Linked DNA regions of Homo sapiens: region 1 is linked to region 2. A link is an interaction called in ENCODE POLR2A ChIA-PET data of the cell type or tissue named here. Cell type or tissue: OCI-LY7. All regions are shown on one strand. Links, peaks and the distances in the headings refer to the core of each region. The heading gives the core; the rest is flanking DNA. Region 1 has its middle 18 kb from the start of SUZ12. Region 2 overlaps RHBDL3 (rhomboid like 3).

What was found. ChIA-PET counts read pairs that join two places held together with the same protein. Peaks named below come from ENCODE experiments on the same cell type or tissue, not always from the same donor. Only the 100,000 strongest peaks of a DNase experiment are listed, where the experiment ranks them.
Region 1: POLR2A ChIA-PET joins it to region 2 with 5 read pairs; 3 of 35 experiments call an interaction of 5 or more read pairs at or near these places.

Annotation. Positions count from the first base shown.
Region 1 is chr17:31,917,181-31,921,565 of GRCh38, reverse strand. No RefSeq gene overlaps it. Among named protein-coding and RNA genes, the nearest start is that of SUZ12, 18 kb to the left of the region's middle. RefSeq lists enhancers at 3,545-4,200, 4,201-4,385. In OCI-LY7, for the core only: no CTCF peak of the experiment used is centred there; no DNase peak of the experiment used is centred there.
Region 2 is chr17:32,274,450-32,278,834 of GRCh38, reverse strand. The region is part of intron 2 of RHBDL3 (rhomboid like 3); the gene reads right to left. Among named protein-coding and RNA genes, the nearest start is that of RHBDL3, 11 kb to the right of the region's middle. RefSeq lists an enhancer at 2,472-2,521 and a silencer at 3,505-3,728. In OCI-LY7, for the core only: no CTCF peak of the experiment used is centred there; a DNase peak (open chromatin) is centred at 2,444.

The sequences.
Region 1 (4,385 bases), core at 215-4,214, 360 kb after region 2:
TGCAACCTCTGCCTCCTGGCTTCAAGCCATTCTCCTGCCTCAGCCTCCCCAGTAGCTGGGATTACAGGCATGCACCACCAAGCCCAGTTAATTTTTGTATTTTTAGTAGAGACGGGGTTTCACCATGTTGGCCAGGCTGGTCTCGAACTCCTGACCTCGTGATCTGCCTGCCTCGGCCTCCCAAAGTGCTGGGATTACCGGTGTGAGCCACCGTGCCCGACCCCTGATTTACCTTTATTACATTAGAGACCATGATTATTTTGAAGCAATAGTTTACAAGAGCTGGCTCATACCAGGTTGTAAGAATCAACTGTTGAATTTTTAGAAATTTTAAAAGCCAGTTGTTAAAACACTGTCACTGTTAAATTATTATGTAAAGTTACAATTAAATCAGTTATATTAAAAACCAAAATAAATACTCAAAACTCATTACTTCCAAATTATTATTATTATTTTTGCAGACGGAGCTTCACTGTTGTTGCCCAGACTGGAGGGCAATGGCATGATCTTGGCTCACTGCAACCTCTGCCTCCAGGTTCAAGCAATTCTCCTGCCTCAGCCTCCTGAGTAGCTGGGATTACAGGCACCCGCCACCATGCCTGGCTAATTTTTGTATTTTTAGTAGAGGCAGGGTTTCACCATGTTGGCCAGGCTCGTCTCGAACTCCTGACCTCAGGTGATTCGCCCACCTCGGCCTCCCAAAGTGCTGGGATTACAAACGTGAGCCACTGCGTCGGGCCCCAGATTATTTTTCTACATTTTATTATTATCTATGCTCTTGAGATTATTTATGTGTGTTCTATCTATATGGTGGGAATGCTATGATATGCTACTGTGCATCTCTTCCTGACTCCATCTTTAGTGATATAATGTTAGTAGCTTGAAAGCAACCATGATGGAAATATTTGTACTATCAAAATAGGCAAACACTACAAATCAAGGCTTTCTTCCCCCTGCTTCTGAGAGTTGGTTGTTAGAAATTGAGTAGCACACCACTGTTTTTTGTTTTTTGGTTTTTGGTTTTTTTTTGAGACAGAGTCTCACTCTTGTTGCCCAGGCTGGAGTGCAATGGCACAGTCTCGAGTCACCGCAACCTCGGCCTCCTGAGTTCAAGCAATTCTCCTGCCTCAGCCTCCTGAGTAGCCGGGATTACAGGCATGGGCCACCATGCCTGGCTAATTTTTGTATCTTTAGCAGAGGTGGAGTTTCTCCATGTTGGTCAGGCTGGTCTTGAACTCCCGACCTCAGTTGATCCACCCACCTCAGCCTCCCAGAGTGCTGGGATTACAGGCATGAGCCACAGCACCCGGCCTAGCACACTATTGTTTAGAAGGCAACATTGATAAAAGGGCAATGAAAAGTTTGGAAAATAGAGTTGAGGAAATTTGCAGACCGTGGGGGAAAAAAGAAAGTTAAGTGTGAGAGAAAAGTTGAGAGGATTAGACTTACTTGGAGATTCCAATATACAAGTAACAGGAATTTAAGAAAGAAAGAACAAAGATGCATGGGGTGGAGCGGAGTGGGGTATGAGTGTGTGGAGGTGGAAGATATGAGTAATGCAAGAAAAATAAAGCAAAAAAAATTCCAGAACCGAGGGCAACAGTTTCTAAATTGAAAGGGCTCTCTGTCTAGCACAATGAGTGAAAATGCACATCAAAGCATGGCATGTCACTTGCATTTTCTTTTTCTTTTCTTTTTTTTTTTTTTTTTTTGAGATGGAGTTTTGCTTTTGTCGTCCAGGCTGGGGTCCAATGGCATGCTCTTGGCTCACCGCAACCACCTCTTCCCAGGTTCAAGCGATTCTCCTGCCTCAGCCTCCCGAGTAGCTGGGATTACAGGCACCTGCCGCCGCATCCAGCTAATTTTTGTAGTTTTAGTAGAGATGGGGCTTCACCTTGTTGGCCAGGCTGGTCTCAAACTCCTGACCTCAGGTGATCCACCTGCCTCGGCATCCCAAAGTGCTGAGATTACAGGCGCGAGCCACTGCGCCTGGCCTGTCACTTGCATTTTCAAAACATCAAAGATAGAAGATCCTCAGAGTTTCCAGAATTAATAATAAAATTAGGGTCATACAAAAGGTATACAGTTGTGTTAGCTGGGCGTGATGGCAGGCGTGTGTAATCCCAGCTACTCAGGAGGCTGAGGCAGAAGAATCGCTTGAACCCGGGCTGCAGAGGTTGCAATGAGCTGAGATCGCGCCCCTGCACTCCAGCCTGGGTGACTGAGTGAGACTCCATCTCAAAAAACAAACAAACAAACAAAAAAGGTATACAGTTATGTTCTTTTGTAAGTAAGGATTTCCTTAGATTTCTCAGCAATAACACAGAAATGAGAAGACAAGTCATAGTTCTAAGGAAAAATGGATTCCAACCTAGAATTATGTAACCAGACAAATTATCACATTAATCAAGTGAGATCAAATAAAGATATCTTTCACCCAGGAGGCTGAGACAGGAGGACGGCTTGAGGCCAGGAGTTTGAGGCTGCAGTGGCTATGCTGGTGCCTGTGAATAGCCACTGCATTCCAGCCTGGGCTACATAGCAATACTTCGTCCCTTAAAAAAAAAAAAAGATATTTTCAGACACGCAACATCTCAAAAAATTTTCCCCTTCACCACACCCTTTGTCAGAAAGCTACTGGAGGACATATTCTACCAAAGTGAGGGAGAAAAACAAACATGGAATCCAGGACAAAGGGGACTCACACAAAGAAGTAAAGAAAATTCCCAGGATGGTGAAGAAGGGAATTCCCAGAACAGCTGTGCAGTTCGTCTAGTGAGCAACAGTTAAGATTGGCATGGGAGGGATATTTCCAAGAAAAAACAAAATAGGTGTATTATTTGATGAGTTTGAATGAATGGAGCCTTGCAATTCTGGCAAAGCATTTGTGGGGTGGGGGGTGGAAATTAATGATGGGTACATAGAAGCCTTAACAAACCAACCATTGAGACAATCACTAACCACAAGGAAAAAAAAAAAAAAAAAAAGTCTGATAAGAAAGGAAATATGGCTGGGGGCGATGGCTCACACCTGTAATCCCAGCACTTTGGGAGGCCGAGGCGGGCAGATCACTTGAGGTCAGGAGTTTGAGACCAGCCTGGCCAACATGGTGAAAACCCATCTCTACTAAAAATACAAAAATTAGCCGAGTATGCTGCTGGGCCCCTGTAATCCCAGCTACTTGGGAGGCTGAGGCAGGAGAATCGTTTGAATCCGGGAGGTGGTGAGCCGAGATCCAGCCACTGCACTCCAGCCTGGGGAACAAAGCGAGTCTCCGTCTCCACAACAACAAAAAAGGAAATGTAATCATAGTATATTACACAAACCAACTGGGAAAAGTATTTTCTTTATTTTTATTATTTTTTGAGACCGAGTTTCGCTCTTGTTGCCCAGACTGGAGTGCACTGGCGCGATCTCGACTCACCACAACCTCTGTCTCCCGGGTTCAAGCGATTCTCCTGCCTCAGCCTTCCTGAGTAGCTGGGATTACAGGCATGCGCCACCACGTCCAGCTAATTTTGTATTTTTAGTAGAGATGGGATTTCTCCATGTTGGTCTGGCTGGTCTCAAACTCCCGACCTCAGGTGATACGCCCGCCTCAGCCTCCCAAAGTGTTGGAATTACCGGCATGAGCCACAGCGCCCGGCGGGGAAAAGTATTTTCAAACTCATAATAACGTAAGTTCAAAATCGGTTTAACCCGCAATTTGGGGAGGTTGGGGGATGAATGTGTGTAGGGAGGGGGCAGGAAGAGTTGGTGAGAGGCCAAAAAGAGGATGATACCATACTTAGTGGGAAACAGATCCCCCACCATAAAGATAAAGGAAATCAGAAACTGCTCAAGTCCTGGACCCCCTCAGACGGATAATGGACAGAGAAAGGGGGTCAGGAGGGAGGAGTAGAGAGGGTTGGTAGGGGGGTTTGTTTGGAGCAAGGCTTCAGTGTTGCGACTCCCGCCCTCTTTGGAGGAAGGGGCATGGAGTGCTCCCCTCAATTCAGAGCTCCAGGAGGGGCTTTTGAACGGTAACGCGCGAGCTGGGAAACCTGAAGCCTTGGTGCCCTCCCCACGAAAGCCAGAGGCCGGCTGCGACCTGCGCCGGATTCCCTCCCTGTGGACAGGGAGGCCGACTCCTTGCTTGGGGACAGGACAAGGCTGTGAGGTTGGGCTGGAGGGGCGGGCGTGGAGTTGCCGCGGTGAGGACGGCCCGCTTGGGCGCCCCAGAGGCCGGGCAGGGGCGCGGGGACCTGGTTGCACCGGTGGCGGTCGTCCTCTCCGCGGCAGCTGCTGCCGCCCTGCCGAGCCGCCCGCGGGAAAACCCCAGAAGGCCCCGGCCGCCGCCGGGCAGGGCAGCGCCCGCTTCCATCCGCTGCGGGCCCGGAGTCCCG
Region 2 (4,385 bases), core at 98-4,097:
TTTACAGTAGCTCCTTTACTCTCAAAGTGTCCTAACTTGGTCACTTTGAGAGTGGTCCCCCCTATTTAAATCTCACAGCAACCCTAAGAGGTACACACTATTGTGAGCTCCATTTTACAGGAGAGGAAACCAAGGCACCAAGAGCTGGGTTGCCCAAGTGTGAATGGCTGGTAATAGGTGCAGATGGATTCATATCCAGGCAGAGGGGCGAGAGCCTGCACTCTCTCCCATCACTAGAGTGCTGTGGCTAAAGAGAGTTTGAGAGACCCTCATCCAATCCTCTTATGTGTCCACCTAACACATATTCACTAAGGATCAACTGTGGCCCAGGCATCCCACTCGTTTTATGGGGAAACAGGTGCATAGGGCAAAAGGAACAAAATAAACTAGTCCAGGTCAGAGAGTGAGTTCGCGGTCAAGACAGAAATAGTTCAGGATTCCTCCACTGTGCTGGCTGGTCCCATCTTGCCCTCCCTTGTTTTTCTCTGTCTTGTTCGGTTGAATGAAACATAGCCCCTGAGTTTATTTTTATTTTTTTGAGATGGAGTCTCACTCTATCGCCAGGCTGGAATGCAGTGGTGCGATCTTGGCTCACTGCAAGCTCCACCTCCCAGGTTCAAGCAATTTTCCTGCCTCAGCCTCCCGAGTAGCTGGGACTACAGCACCCACCACCACACCCGGCTAATTTTTGGTATTTTTAGTAGAGACGAGGTTTCACCATGTTGGCCAGGCTAGTCTCAAACTCCTGACCTCAAGTGATCTGCCTGCCTCAGCCTCCCAAAGTGCTGGGATTACAGGTGTGAGCCACCACACCCAGCTGATTTTTAAGGGTTTCCCAATGTGTGTTCTGTGGAATACCAGGTACCTGATGGTACCTGAAATAAGGGTTCTGTGGTCCTACAAGTGGAAAAACCTCTTGGAGGGTCATAACGCACCATATCAAGGACTCTGCAAGGTTTTAGGCTGGAGAAACCTGTCTGATTTTGTTCAGCCCAGCATTCTTCAAACTTATTTGACCTTTGGTCGTAGTATTTTTTCACAGTAACACTTGATGGAACACTCTTTGGGAACAAGGTATGAGTCCACAGCAGTCACGTTTCCCTTTGGTGAACCTAGCCCCTTTGCCGCTGGTTCAGAACCAGAGCCTTTCACTTCCGCCCCATGAGTAGCATAGGTCTCCGAGCAGCTGACACTTTGCTGGAGTCTTCCAGCAATGCTAGAAGTCTGTGGGCTCCAGGCCCAGCCTGAGGGTTGACTGGGGACACCAGGCCTCAGAAGAGGCTGAGGAGTCCGTGACTGGCCTAATGGGGCCACTGAGCCGAGCTCTCAGGGAGCAAACCCCGCTGGAGCTGGGATTTGCCTGCTCAGCACCCAGGACAGCAGCACTGCTTCTCCCCTCCCAGCTGCAGGCCCATGAGCCAGGCCAAGGCTTCAGAATTTGCCCAGCAACAGGGAAGCATGAGAGAGAGAAGGACATACCTCTGTCTTCTTGTGTCTATGATGTATGTGTGATTTTCACCAGCTGCATTTTCAGGGCAAACACACGTCTGGTCTCTGCCTCCAAGGCTTGAATTCTCTCTCCCAGGAGGACCCTCTCCCTGTCCATGCTCTAGACAGGCCCTGGACCTCAGTGAGGGATGTGAGTACTTTCAAGGACCTCAAAGGCAGTACCCAGAGCCAAGGAACCAGCTGCCACTGGGGTAAAGACCTCTTGAGTCAGGAAGGTGGAGACCTGGGATCTAGAGCAGGTTCCCACCCGGATCCCCATTGTCTTCTCCCATGTACACACACCAAGGCAGAATGAGCCCTGGGAAATGAGCACAGGCACGTGTGCTAGGGCTGGAGTCCAGTGCTAGGGCTGCAGTACTGTGCTAGGGCTGGAGTAAGGTGCTAGGGCCGGAGTAAGGTGCTAGGGCTGGAGTAAGGTGCTAGGGCCGGAGTAAGGTGCTAGGGCCGCAGTACTGTGCTAGGGCCGGAGTAAGGTGCTAGGGCCGGAGTAAGGTGCTAGGGCCGGAGTACTGTGCTAGGGCCGGAGTAAGGTGCTAGGGCCGGAGTAAGGTGCTAGGGCCGGAGTACTGTGCTAGGGCTGGAGTAAGGTGCTAGGGCCGGAGTAAGGTGCTAGGGCCGGAGTACTGTGCTAGGGCTGGAGTACGGTGCTAGCGCTGGAGTCCGGTGCTAGGGCTGGAGTACGGTGCTAGGGCTGAAGTATGGTGCAGGCAGCTGTCTGGTGAAGGTTACCATGGCTCAACTGCTGGCCCCCTGCCTCATTACTCGTCTTCTGAGCAGAGCAGAATTAACGAGGCTGCCCAGGGGTTTGTGGTTCAGCAGAGCTCTCCCCACCCAACAGCCAGAGCCCAAAAGGGAACTCTGGCCCTTTCATGGATATTTACAGCCCCGTAAATTAGGTCCAGGCTGCAGCTGCCAAGGTCAGCGGGGAGGTTAGGGGAGTAGGAGCTTTCTCTCCCAGTTCTGCTTTCTTGCAAATGAGGATGCTAATTCACCCATAGAGAAAACCACCTCACACCCTTCCCTTGATCTTTTCCCCTGACTCTTTAAAATACTGACTTTCACAATTTTTTTTGTTTTTTTGTTCTCATGCCAACCCTAGAGTAAGTCTGGTTTGTCCCATAGAGAAAACCACCTCATACCCTTCCCCTGACCTTTTCCCCTGACTCTTTAAAATACTGACTTTCACATTTGTTTTGTTTTTTTATTCTCATGCCAACCCTAGAGTAAGTCTGGTTCGTCCCACTTAACAGATACAAAAATTGAGGTACTCAGAGACATGCCCCCTGCCTGAGGCACTCTGGAAGGGGTGGACCCAGGCAGTCTGGCCTGCTTCAAGCTGGGGCTGGGAGTGGGTTTTCAGAGACCTCAAGCCTCTGTGGGAAGGAGAGAGACCAGATGGAGGCATGAGGGGCCCTTGTGACCCCTACTCCCCTGGGATCTGGCCAGGCCAGGCCCCTGACAGCTGGAGAAGCCTCCACGATTCTGGGATTCCCAGTTTTATTATTTCTGCTCCCTCAGCTGCCACCATAGAGGGGTGCGGGAGGCAGCTCAGCCCTCTCATGGTGCTTCTCCCAAAAGCCCCAAGCAGCCTCCTGAGCATCCCCCTTGCCCAAAGTCGAACAGCCGAATCCTAGGATGGGGCAGCCAGGCTGATTAGGGAGAGACAGGCATCCTGGCCTGAACTCAGGCTGAGCCCTTGACAATCGGCATGCTTCCAGAAAACCATCCAGCTCTCCCAACATCTGGGAAGTGAGGGAAAGAAACGACCTCACACCTTCCCTGGAACGCATGCAGCTGGGGATGGGTGGGGTGGGCAGCACGGGTTGGGGGACTGCCTCCTCCACTGGGCCTATTCCTTCCCGCCCCTGGGGGACTCCTGCAGCCCCTTCTCCTCCTTCCGACCTCCTCACAAGGCCTCCCAGGCACACAGACGGCTCCCTTCCCATTCCAGAATGGCCCCTGCCTTTGGCAGGCCACTGAGGGGGCTGCCAGGGGCTGTGACTCAGAGGCCCTTGGGTACCCAGGAGGAGCAGATGTAACATCCATGCTGACTCATCCGGCCCAGCCTGACGCGCCGCCTGGGGACTGAAGCCGAGTCATGGCCATGAAGCCCAGGAGTCTCAAGGGAACTGCAGGCAGGGAGTGGGGAGTGAATGTCAGCAGGGAGGGATCTGACATCGCCCCATCTCTCCCCTTCAGCCTAAACTGCTGGCCGCCGCTGCTTCTCCTGGCAGCCACCAAAGGGTCTCTCTGGTCCCCCAGAGGAGAGAGAGCCAACAGATCCAGGGAGAAGGAGGGGAGCAAGATGCAGAGCGGGTGCATGGCAGGCAGGATAAAGGGCTGGAAGGATAAAGGGTGCTCAGCTGCTCCTGCATCTCCTGGCCCATTTCAGGAGCTACCCAGAAGCCTTGTGGGGACACACACACATGCATGCGTGCACACACACACACATGCACACTCTTGCACACACAAACACACATGCATGCATACACACACATGCACACTCATGCACAAACACACGTGCACACATATATACACATGCGACTGCCGCAAAAGGTCCTCACTGCTGTCTTTGGGCAAGCTCCGCCCCCTCAAACCTCACTTTCCCTTTTTATTTTAAATAGAGAAGGGGTTTTGTTATGTTGACCAGGCTGGTCTTGAACTCCTGGCCTCAAGCAAACCATCCTCCCCTCTCAACCTCCCAAAGTGGTGGGATTACAGGTGTGAGCTACTGCACCTAGCCAGTTTCCTCTTTTGAGGTGCAGCACCACACACCTCACAGGGCTGCTGAGAGATCAAAATGAGACAACAAATTTATAAGCATGCAGTTAGACATTCAATGTTTGCTCCCTCGAAGAATATTTACTGACTCAAAT